3 separate regions of the Homo sapiens genome follow, and all the other regions are linked to region 1. The links are chromatin contacts, found by Hi-C or POLR2A ChIA-PET in ENCODE. All regions are on one chromosome and are shown on one strand. Each heading gives the region's core, a stretch centred on a gene start or an enhancer-like site at or near the end of the contact. The rest is flanking DNA. Distances are from core to core; before and after follow the strand shown.

Region 1 (2,821 bases), core at 124-2,623:
GTTCCACTCAGATCCCAGCACAGAATTGCACCTGACATTGGGTCTCCTGGTTCTCGGCAGCTGGATCTGGTTCTGTCCCTGTGGGGAGGTGGCTGCACCTGCAGGTCCTCCCGGGATCCTGACTGATGCACAATAGACAAATCACCATGTGAGGAAACGCTTCAGGGAGGAGGGCGTCTCCACTCCCCAACAACCCAGCAAGACAAATCCAAAGGGATCCAGGAGAACGGAGCTAGCAGGAGCCTGCTGCTAAGGAGAACGAGTCGAGTGTTCTCATGTTTCTGAGGTTATCTAACAAGATGCACAGACTCACGTGGGACAGACATCATTTCAGGGCAAAGATGATACGCTGAGTGTGGGTTGGGTATTTGTGGCTTGAATTTTCAAAAGCATTTTAGGTGCATAGAAAACTATTCTGCAACAAACCATTTCACAAAGGATATCAAACTTTACAAGCACAGTGGAAGCTTCTAGTGTAACTCTCCACCATCATGTTTGCCTCCCTCCCTCTGAGAATCACACCTGAACTTTAGGTTTACTATGCTCGTGTATTTCACTTTCACTGCATTTTCATGTATGACCACTTTTCCAGTTTATTTTAACCTCTGTAGAGTACTCCACGCCATGAGCTCCAGCTGGTGGACATCCGGGCTGGCTCTGTGTTTTTCATGATCACAGACAAACAAAGCTGCCATGAATGTTCCAGTGCCTGGGTGCATGTGACACACTTGGGGCCAATGAGATGCAACAGGCCTTTTATTGTGGCTTCTGAGAGCAGCAGAGGCTCTTTTCTGCCGGGCTGAATCTGTCCTCAGCCATGACAGGAGATACTCTCTAAGAATGGTCCTGAGAGGGAAAAAGAAGAGCCAAGAGGCCAGGAGACACTCGTCCGGACCTGATGACATCATTGCAGCCTCTAGATCCAGCTGTGCCTGCAACGAACAAGGCATTCCTGGCACATTTTAGTCACCTGATGTAATAAAATTCTTTCATTTAAAGCTATTTAACTCGTTTTCTGTTGCATGCAACCAAGAGTGCTGACTGATTAAATCTTCCAATTATATGATGTTTTTACTTTAAAAGGAGTATTCAGTGCCTTCACCTGAAAGGAGCAATAATGGTAGTATTGAAGGCACACAGCAGTCCAGTGGTACTTAGAGGGTCCCTAAAATTATACTGTGTGGCCGGTTACTACTCAGTCCTTAGATTCAGCTGGTTCAGCAAGAAGAGTCATCAAGCTATCAGCTCTCTTCCCTCCTTTCTCCTGAAGGTGTCCTTCTTTACCTTTAAGACAGAGCACCCAACTAGCTTTGGCTGTTTTCAATTAGGCCTTCAGCTAAGAAATGGAAGGAAAATTTAAGGCCAGAATCATCGGAATGCGATGACGTGTACTTTCAAAAATTTTCCAGGAGGAGCCGACCTCATTCAGGACTTTGATGCTGGATTGAGTGCTCTGGTTCCACTCAAAGCTTAAGAATGCTTGACCTCTGATCTGTTAAGGCCTCAGACAAAGGGCAGACAATTACATGCAGGGAGAGAAAAATAGTTTTCTGGTTACAAAGATAATTTTTAATTGTTCTGCAATTGATGATTATCTAAATTTGAGTTTTGGTGTTTTTTTGTTGTTGTTGTCAACGTAAAGGAGTGAAGGATCCCACCAGCCTTCAGGCCTTGCTATTTAAGCAGGATGAACTAACACCTGCAGAATAATATCTGCATCTGTCACTGCTTAGTTGGATTTCAGGCCATGTCCTTTCGTCTTGCTAATCAGTTTTCCTGATTTCCTGGACTAATAACTCTTTCTCTGGTCTCCATTAGCTGCACATGCCATTTCTCTTGTAAAGACCTTTAAGTTTATGTTCTTATTTAAAGCAACGTTTGATGGACACCAGGCTTGCTTATTGAGTGTGTCTCTGACCCTAGGTCAAAGCAGAAAATGGGATTTTTGAGAAATGTCACTGAGGTCATGGTCGCCAGGATCAGCATAGTGAGCACAGACCCAGGGCTCAGAGGGCTACAGCAGGCAGCAGGAAACATCGTGGTGGTAAACTCCCGGGTCCTGTCTGAAGTCAAGTACCAAGGAGAGAGAATGGAAGCTTGGCAGTTCACTGAATTTATTCCAGAAGGCGAAGCTTGCACCTTCTCCTTGGTATTTGACTTCAGATAGAACCCAGGAGTTTACCACCACAATTCAGAGCTGACGAAGGACTGAGTTTTTCTAGATGAAAAAAAAAAAAGTTACCAAAGTGATTTGCACATTGTAGAACATTTCAATTCACAGATTTAACATCAGAGGCTTTAATGATTTGTAAATGACTCTGTGTGTTAATTGGGATGGCTTATGGGCAGTTAAAAGATCCCCAAATCTCAGCAGCTTAAAATAAGAAACAGCTAATTCTCTCAAATGCTATGTTTCCCTTCTGTGAATACAGTGGTGTCTGCACATTGTATTTGCTCAGGGCCCCAGCCTTCATCTTGACACATTTCTAGAAAATCACCATGACAGGTGGAAGCTAAAGTGGTTTAATGAACATTGGCTCAAAAATGATACACGCTGCTTCCACTCACATGTCTTAGACAACACCAGTCACATGACTGCACCAAACGGCAAGGTGGCAGGGAAGTGCAATTCTACCAAAAGGCAGGAAGGAAGCCCTTACATATTTAGCAAATAGCACTGATGGCCACCATACCCCATCACATGCAGCCATGCCAAGCTTGGCTGAGTCATGAATTTGATTCCCATGCGGTCAAGCTCGGGGGTGGAACAAGACCTCTCGCCTGGTGATGAAGGCTGGCCTCCCACTCAGTATTTGCAACC
Region 2 (2,700 bases), core at 5-2,504, 35 kb before region 1:
CTGAAGCTATTGCTCTTGGACTTTTTAATGACATGAGCCAATTACTCCTCATTATGCCTTTTTTAATAAGATAAATTTTTATTTAGATGCCATCAGTTGGAATTAGGACAGTCTGACTAAAACAGACCAACTTGGGAAAGATCTTAGATTCTCCAATACATGCTAACTTACTGGTAGGAGACTTCAACTATAAGACCACACAGAGAAAATCCTCTCTGGTCAGAACAAAATAGTGCCTCTTAATTCAGGCTAATTGGGGTTTTCATTTTAACATTGTTCTCACTTTTGCAAGACTCAGAGTAGACCGTGGTGTTCATTATGATCCCCTGATGTTGTATAAATCCAGTGGCTTCCTATGAATATGGAGACTTCATAGGCTGAACCACGCCTGAAACACATTCGTCTCTTTATCCTTTATCTTTTCTTATAAGACAAAGAAAATAAATACAATATGTATAATTATGAATGTTCATCAGAAACAGATACATAAGATAAAAGTTAAAATCTTAAGTTTTCGACATTACAAAGTGATATTATTTTGTCTGGGCTTCCTTTTTATAATCCAAGTGTTTTCTTCTCATCCATTGTGAGATCAATAATTAACTTTAGTGTAGCTTTTTATTCCTTCCTAAAGACTGGCTTTAATTCTCCCATGCCTCCATGTCTACTAAAGACATTTGAAGATGATGCATTCAATGTTTGTAACAATGCTTAAAAAATTTTCTTAAAAACGATTTTAGTTTTGGCAAGATTTAGAACTCATAAACGCATGCTGATATGCATTCTCTTACTATTTGCACTTCTCCTTAAAAATCAGTGATTTTTCTTCTGTTTTAGAGTTAGGTTTATGCTCATTCTTGTTCATCTCATAGTTTGCTGCCACAAAACAAAAATCAATTTAAAAAGAAAAAAGCAATTCCTATGTCTTTCCCCAATAACCTCTGAATATATATACACACACACACACACACACACACACACACACACACACACGCACATATATATATGACAAATCTGCTCTGAGATTATGAAGCCTCTTTTTCTTCTGGAAGGAATAAAATGGACCTTGAAAATCCATATCACAATGTGTCTATCACAGAGGAGGAAAAGGCCTTCGGGCATTCATAGGCTGTCAGGAGCTGCAATGGTGAGAGGCAGCATTGCATCCTTCCCATGAGAGAAACAGGCACCTTCAGGCAGGATCTTAGAAAAGCATAGAAAAATGACCTTTTCATGGAAGCTGGAACTTTGCTTAATGTGAATAAGGGTGACTCACTGCTTTGTGAAACTGTATATGTGTAATAATAAAAGAAGCCCTACAGTGTCTATTTATAATTCATTTTTTTGGTTTCCATTCTTTTTAGCTAGGGAAAATGTACAATGACCCCATAGTAGGTTCCTGACACTCTTCACACAGGCTGACTTTCATCTCTAGATTTTGCTGGGACGCATCTTGAGGACCTCTTGCCTTGTGGCTGCAACATTTAAGAGGCAACATGGATTGTCCACCTCTGTCTCCTGACTTTGGGTCCTGCAGAGCAGGCGGCTGTCTGGGGGCTGGTGGACGAGGCCCCAGCAGGGGGAGCACATGGTCTCTGGGCCTCCCCTACCAGGAAACCTAAGCTTTGCTTTGCCAGGTTCCCAGGGGCTGGCTCCATCTGGAACTCCCCATGAATTCACCAAAGACAGTCAGTCCCACCCTCCTGGCAAACTCGGTGCAAGTCCTCCAAAGACCAAGGCCAACCAGGAAGGAATCAGTTATCTGGCCAGGATAAATGGGGGGGCTGCTTTGTTGGAGAAAGGCCTGTGGGAGGGGGCCCTGGGGACACAACCTGCCCTGAGGGCCCACCTCTAACCTGGGAAAGTTCCCCACCTCCTGTGCTTCCCCAGCAGAGAGTGGGCTAAAAGCAGCTCTGTCTTCACAGGTCCTGGGAAGCACGAACGGGTTGGTGCGTGCTGAGCATTGCAAACTGGCATGTGGTAGGGCTACCCTGTCTCAGTTATTTTCACATTGGTAATTATTTTAGCCAAAGGGGAGTTTCTAGTGCTGATCTGAGAAAGTTACCAGTGCCCACAAAAGGGAAAAAGTAGACAGAGGCTGGATGCTTAGGAGGGTGCTCTTGTGCCCAACATCCAACATCAAGGAGCACTCGTCACAAAAACTGAAACAGGCAAAACTGGCTGAACATGGGGTGCCCCGTCAACAGAACGTCAGAACAGATCTGTAAATCTTTTGTTATCTGAATGTTCAGAGTCCTCTTTCTCCTTTCTTGCCTTTTCCCTCCTTCTTTCTTTCCTTCCTTCCTTCCCTCCCTCCTTCCCTCCTTCTCTCTCCCTCCCTCCCTCCCTCTCTCCCTCCCTCCCTCCTTCCTTCCTTCCTTCTAATTTCACTTACAAGATGATTCAGTCTCTCATGCAATCCCTGGGGTCTCCTGAGAAGTACAACAGTCCGAGGAATGAAGAATGTGTCCTTGATTAAGCTGGGTATCTGAATCTTGACATTTTTTTGCAGCTAAATTTATCTCCAGTTGATAGCCCAGGCTTATGGGGAGGGTTGGGGCTAAGAAAGCACAGCTTTGTTCAAATGCAAGTGGTAATTTTGAAGGACCCTATGAGACTGCCATCTTCTAATGATTCTCCATCCTGTGGTTGAGGGTGCCACCGAGGATGGTGATGAGTGAGGCAATCTTCGAAGGAATT
Region 3 (2,719 bases), core at 201-2,700, 59 kb after region 1:
GAAGACTTTGGCTTTTATTTTGCATGAGAGGGTGGGTCCCTAGAGGACTCTGAGTGATGGAATGTGATGAGCTGACTTGGGCTGAAAGGCCCACCCTGGCTCTGAATGGAGAACACAGGGTGGTGGCCGAGGGTGAAGCTGGAAGACCAGTTAGGAGACTACAATAGTCCAGGCAAGAGATGGCAATGGTTAGACACAGACTGAAGTCAAGACCCTGCATTTACTGACCCCAGCTTCATTCTTCTCACTGTGCCACCCTTCTTCTATTTCCCAAAGAGTTCCTGAAATCACGTAATCTAATTATTCACCTATAACTAAACCACACACACACACACACACACACACACACACACACACACACACCAGGACATCATCTCCTTCATTATCCACCCCACACGGTGCTCCTGTACTTCTCAGGAGAAGGGAAGCAGGTATTCGGTCAGATGCAGTGTGCGTCTGCTGCTGGCTGATGGATGTAGTCTCTTGCACAGAAGCCTCTGGACTGGAAAACTAAGCTTAACTTTGAATCTTCAAAGTATTAGACACCGTCTAAGTCCCAGGAAACATTGTTTGCTCTGAACTTTGGAATATGGAATTAATTCAGCATTTCCCTGGTGTGTTATGTGTCACACCAATAGTACATGGTACACCAGAGTGCATTATCTATTTCACTATTTCATCTTTAAAGTTTTAAAGAAACACCATATATAACTAATGCATGAAATCTACAATTTCACAGACAATATTGTTTGGTTTGAGGCTAAAATTTTTAAAGTGATCCATTTAAAAATAACATTAGTGAAATAATTGTACAGGTGGTGCAGTGAGATGACCCAAAACAACATTCATGAGGAGTGTGTGCATGGAGGGTGCTTAGGAAATGCTGAGTTTCTGGCAGGTGGTGGGGTGCGGTTTGGGCATTGAAATTTAAGTTCGTTGGGGTGTTCCCCCACTCTCAGCCCATCCCCCCAGCCCATCAGAGTCACAGAGAGAGGTGTTAGGGTGACCTCATCCTTGGCCCAGCTAGGTGGGAAGGTTTGGTCATGGAAAGAAATTGTGTCTGTTTTTTTCCACTTGTCCCCAGGCTAATGTCGGAGAAAACACGTTTTGGTTGGCTGGCTCGGCTGCATTTGAAATATTAAAAAACTGGCTTCTTTCGCCTTTCACAGTGACATCTTCCAGGTTCTCACCTCCCATCAGAGCTCTCTGTCTACATTAGGGCTGGGGCTGTGGGAGGAGATGAGATCATATATTTTTTTGTGTTAAAGATGTTGATGTATAAAGCTTGGTAGTCACAGTGTTTTTAATAAATCAGGTTAATGTTCCAGGGGGAAGCTTACCACTTGCTATTTATGCACAAATGCCTCTATCACTTAAGAAGCTTGTTAAAATGGTAGTTTAAGAGTAAATTAACAAAGCGCTTCACAGCTGGTGTGTTTGGGCAGGGTGAGCACACCTAACAAGGACATACACACAGAGGGGAGCCGACGGCAAGAACACCCAACAGCTAATTGCCTCCAAAATTAGTAGGATGGAAAAGCAAATGCTTCAAGACCCTGGTTCTGAGCAGATTAAAAATAAGAAACAGTTCTGCAGGCTGTTTGCTTTTTGCCAATGCAGCATTTGGGGCTGCTGACTGCAGGTGAATTATTCACCAGGTGGCAGCTTCCCCTGCATTTCTGAAGAGAGGTCTGACAGGTTGAGTGGAGAGCCAGCTTTCATCCTTTTTACTACTGAGACAATTTTTGAAGAAGGAGTGAGGCTGGGTTCTCATTTCCTCTCCTTTGTCTTTCTTCCTCATTGTAAACAGTGTCCTTGCTATGTCCCGGATTCATGCCTGCAACAAGTATTTCTGAGCATTCACCGTAGGCTAGTATCTTAGTCCGCCTGTGCAGCTAGGACAGCATACCACAGACTGGGTAATTTATAAACAATAGAAATGTATTTCTCACAGTTCTGGAGGCTGAGAAGTCCAAGGTCAAGGCACTGCAGCGCTGGTGTCTGCTCAAGGCATCTCTCTGCTTCCAAGATGGTGCCTTGTTGCCGTCTGGCTGGCCCAGAGAGTAGGAACACTGTGTCCTCAATGAAAGACACGAGAATGCCCCCTTCAATTGCGAGCCCTTTTATAAGGGTGCTTATTCCATTCATGAGCGGGGAGCCCTCATGACTTAATCTCCTCCCAAAAGCCACACTGCTTATATTGTTGCAATGGGGACTAAGTCTCAATGTGAATTTTGGAGGGGATGCCACCGTTCAAACCATAGCAGCAGCCAGGGCAAAATGGTGAGACCCTGTCTCTACAAAGCATTTAAAAACTAGTCAGATGTGGTGACTCATACCTGTAGTCCAAGCTACTCGGGAGGCTGAGTGGGGAGGATTACTTGAGCTCTAGGGGTTGAGGTTGCAGTGAGCCATGATTGCACTACTGCACTCCAGCCTGGGTGACAGATTGAGACCCTGTCTCAAAAAAAAAAAAAAAAAAAAAAAAAAAAAAAAAAAAAAAAGGCAGCTAGACATAGCTCTAGGTATTGGGGAGATCGTGGATGAACAAATCGAGGCACTTTTTTGTTTTTGTTTTTGAGGCAAGGCCTCACTCTGTTGCCCAGCTTACCACAAGCTCTTGGGCTCAAGCGATCCTCCCACCTCAGCCTCTGAAGTAGCTGAGACTACAGGCACATGCCACCATGTGTAGGTAATCTTTTAACAAGATTTTTGTAGA

What was found. Hi-C counts contacts between places; a loop is a spot of excess contacts on that map. ChIA-PET counts read pairs that join two places held with the same protein, here RNA polymerase II (POLR2A). Pooled maps may share reads with other maps.
Region 2: a map of sigmoid colon shows a loop between it and region 1 (2.3-fold over the local background). The contact joins two enhancer-like sites. A Hi-C loop is called at or near these places in 1 of 168 maps with a recorded cell type or tissue (sigmoid colon) and 2 of 50 pooled maps. POLR2A ChIA-PET finds 5 or more read pairs at or near these places in 4 of 52 experiments (Caco-2, PC-9, WTC11 and 1 more).
Region 3: a loop to region 1 is called in a map of endothelial cell of hepatic sinusoid, with 5 times the contacts of the local background. The contact joins two enhancer-like sites. A Hi-C loop is called at or near these places in 4 of 168 maps with a recorded cell type or tissue (DLD1, GM23248, adrenal gland and 1 more). POLR2A ChIA-PET finds 5 or more read pairs at or near these places in 3 of 52 experiments (HEK293, activated naive CD4-positive, alpha-beta T cell and activated naive CD8-positive, alpha-beta T cell).

The regions. Positions count from the first base shown.
Region 1 is chr20:48,294,248-48,297,068 of GRCh38, reverse strand. No RefSeq gene overlaps it. Among named protein-coding and RNA genes, the nearest start is that of LINC00494, 64 kb to the left of the region's middle. RefSeq lists enhancers at 187-931, 932-1,675, 1,676-2,421. Within about 2 kb of position 1,373, at least 9 of the 41 ENCODE cell types and tissues checked have a DNase peak (open chromatin) inside an H3K27ac peak, as active enhancers do; they include PC-9, where a contact is called at or near this core.
Region 2 is chr20:48,328,970-48,331,669 of GRCh38, reverse strand. No RefSeq gene overlaps it. Among named protein-coding and RNA genes, the nearest start is that of LINC00494, 30 kb to the left of the region's middle. Within about 2 kb of position 1,254, at least 2 of the 41 ENCODE cell types and tissues checked have a DNase peak (open chromatin) inside an H3K27ac peak, as active enhancers do; they include PC-9, where a contact is called at or near this core.
Region 3 is chr20:48,235,138-48,237,856 of GRCh38, reverse strand. No RefSeq gene overlaps it. Among named protein-coding and RNA genes, the nearest start is that of LINC00494, 120 kb to the left of the region's middle. Within about 2 kb of position 1,450, at least 2 of the 41 ENCODE cell types and tissues checked have a DNase peak (open chromatin) inside an H3K27ac peak, as active enhancers do.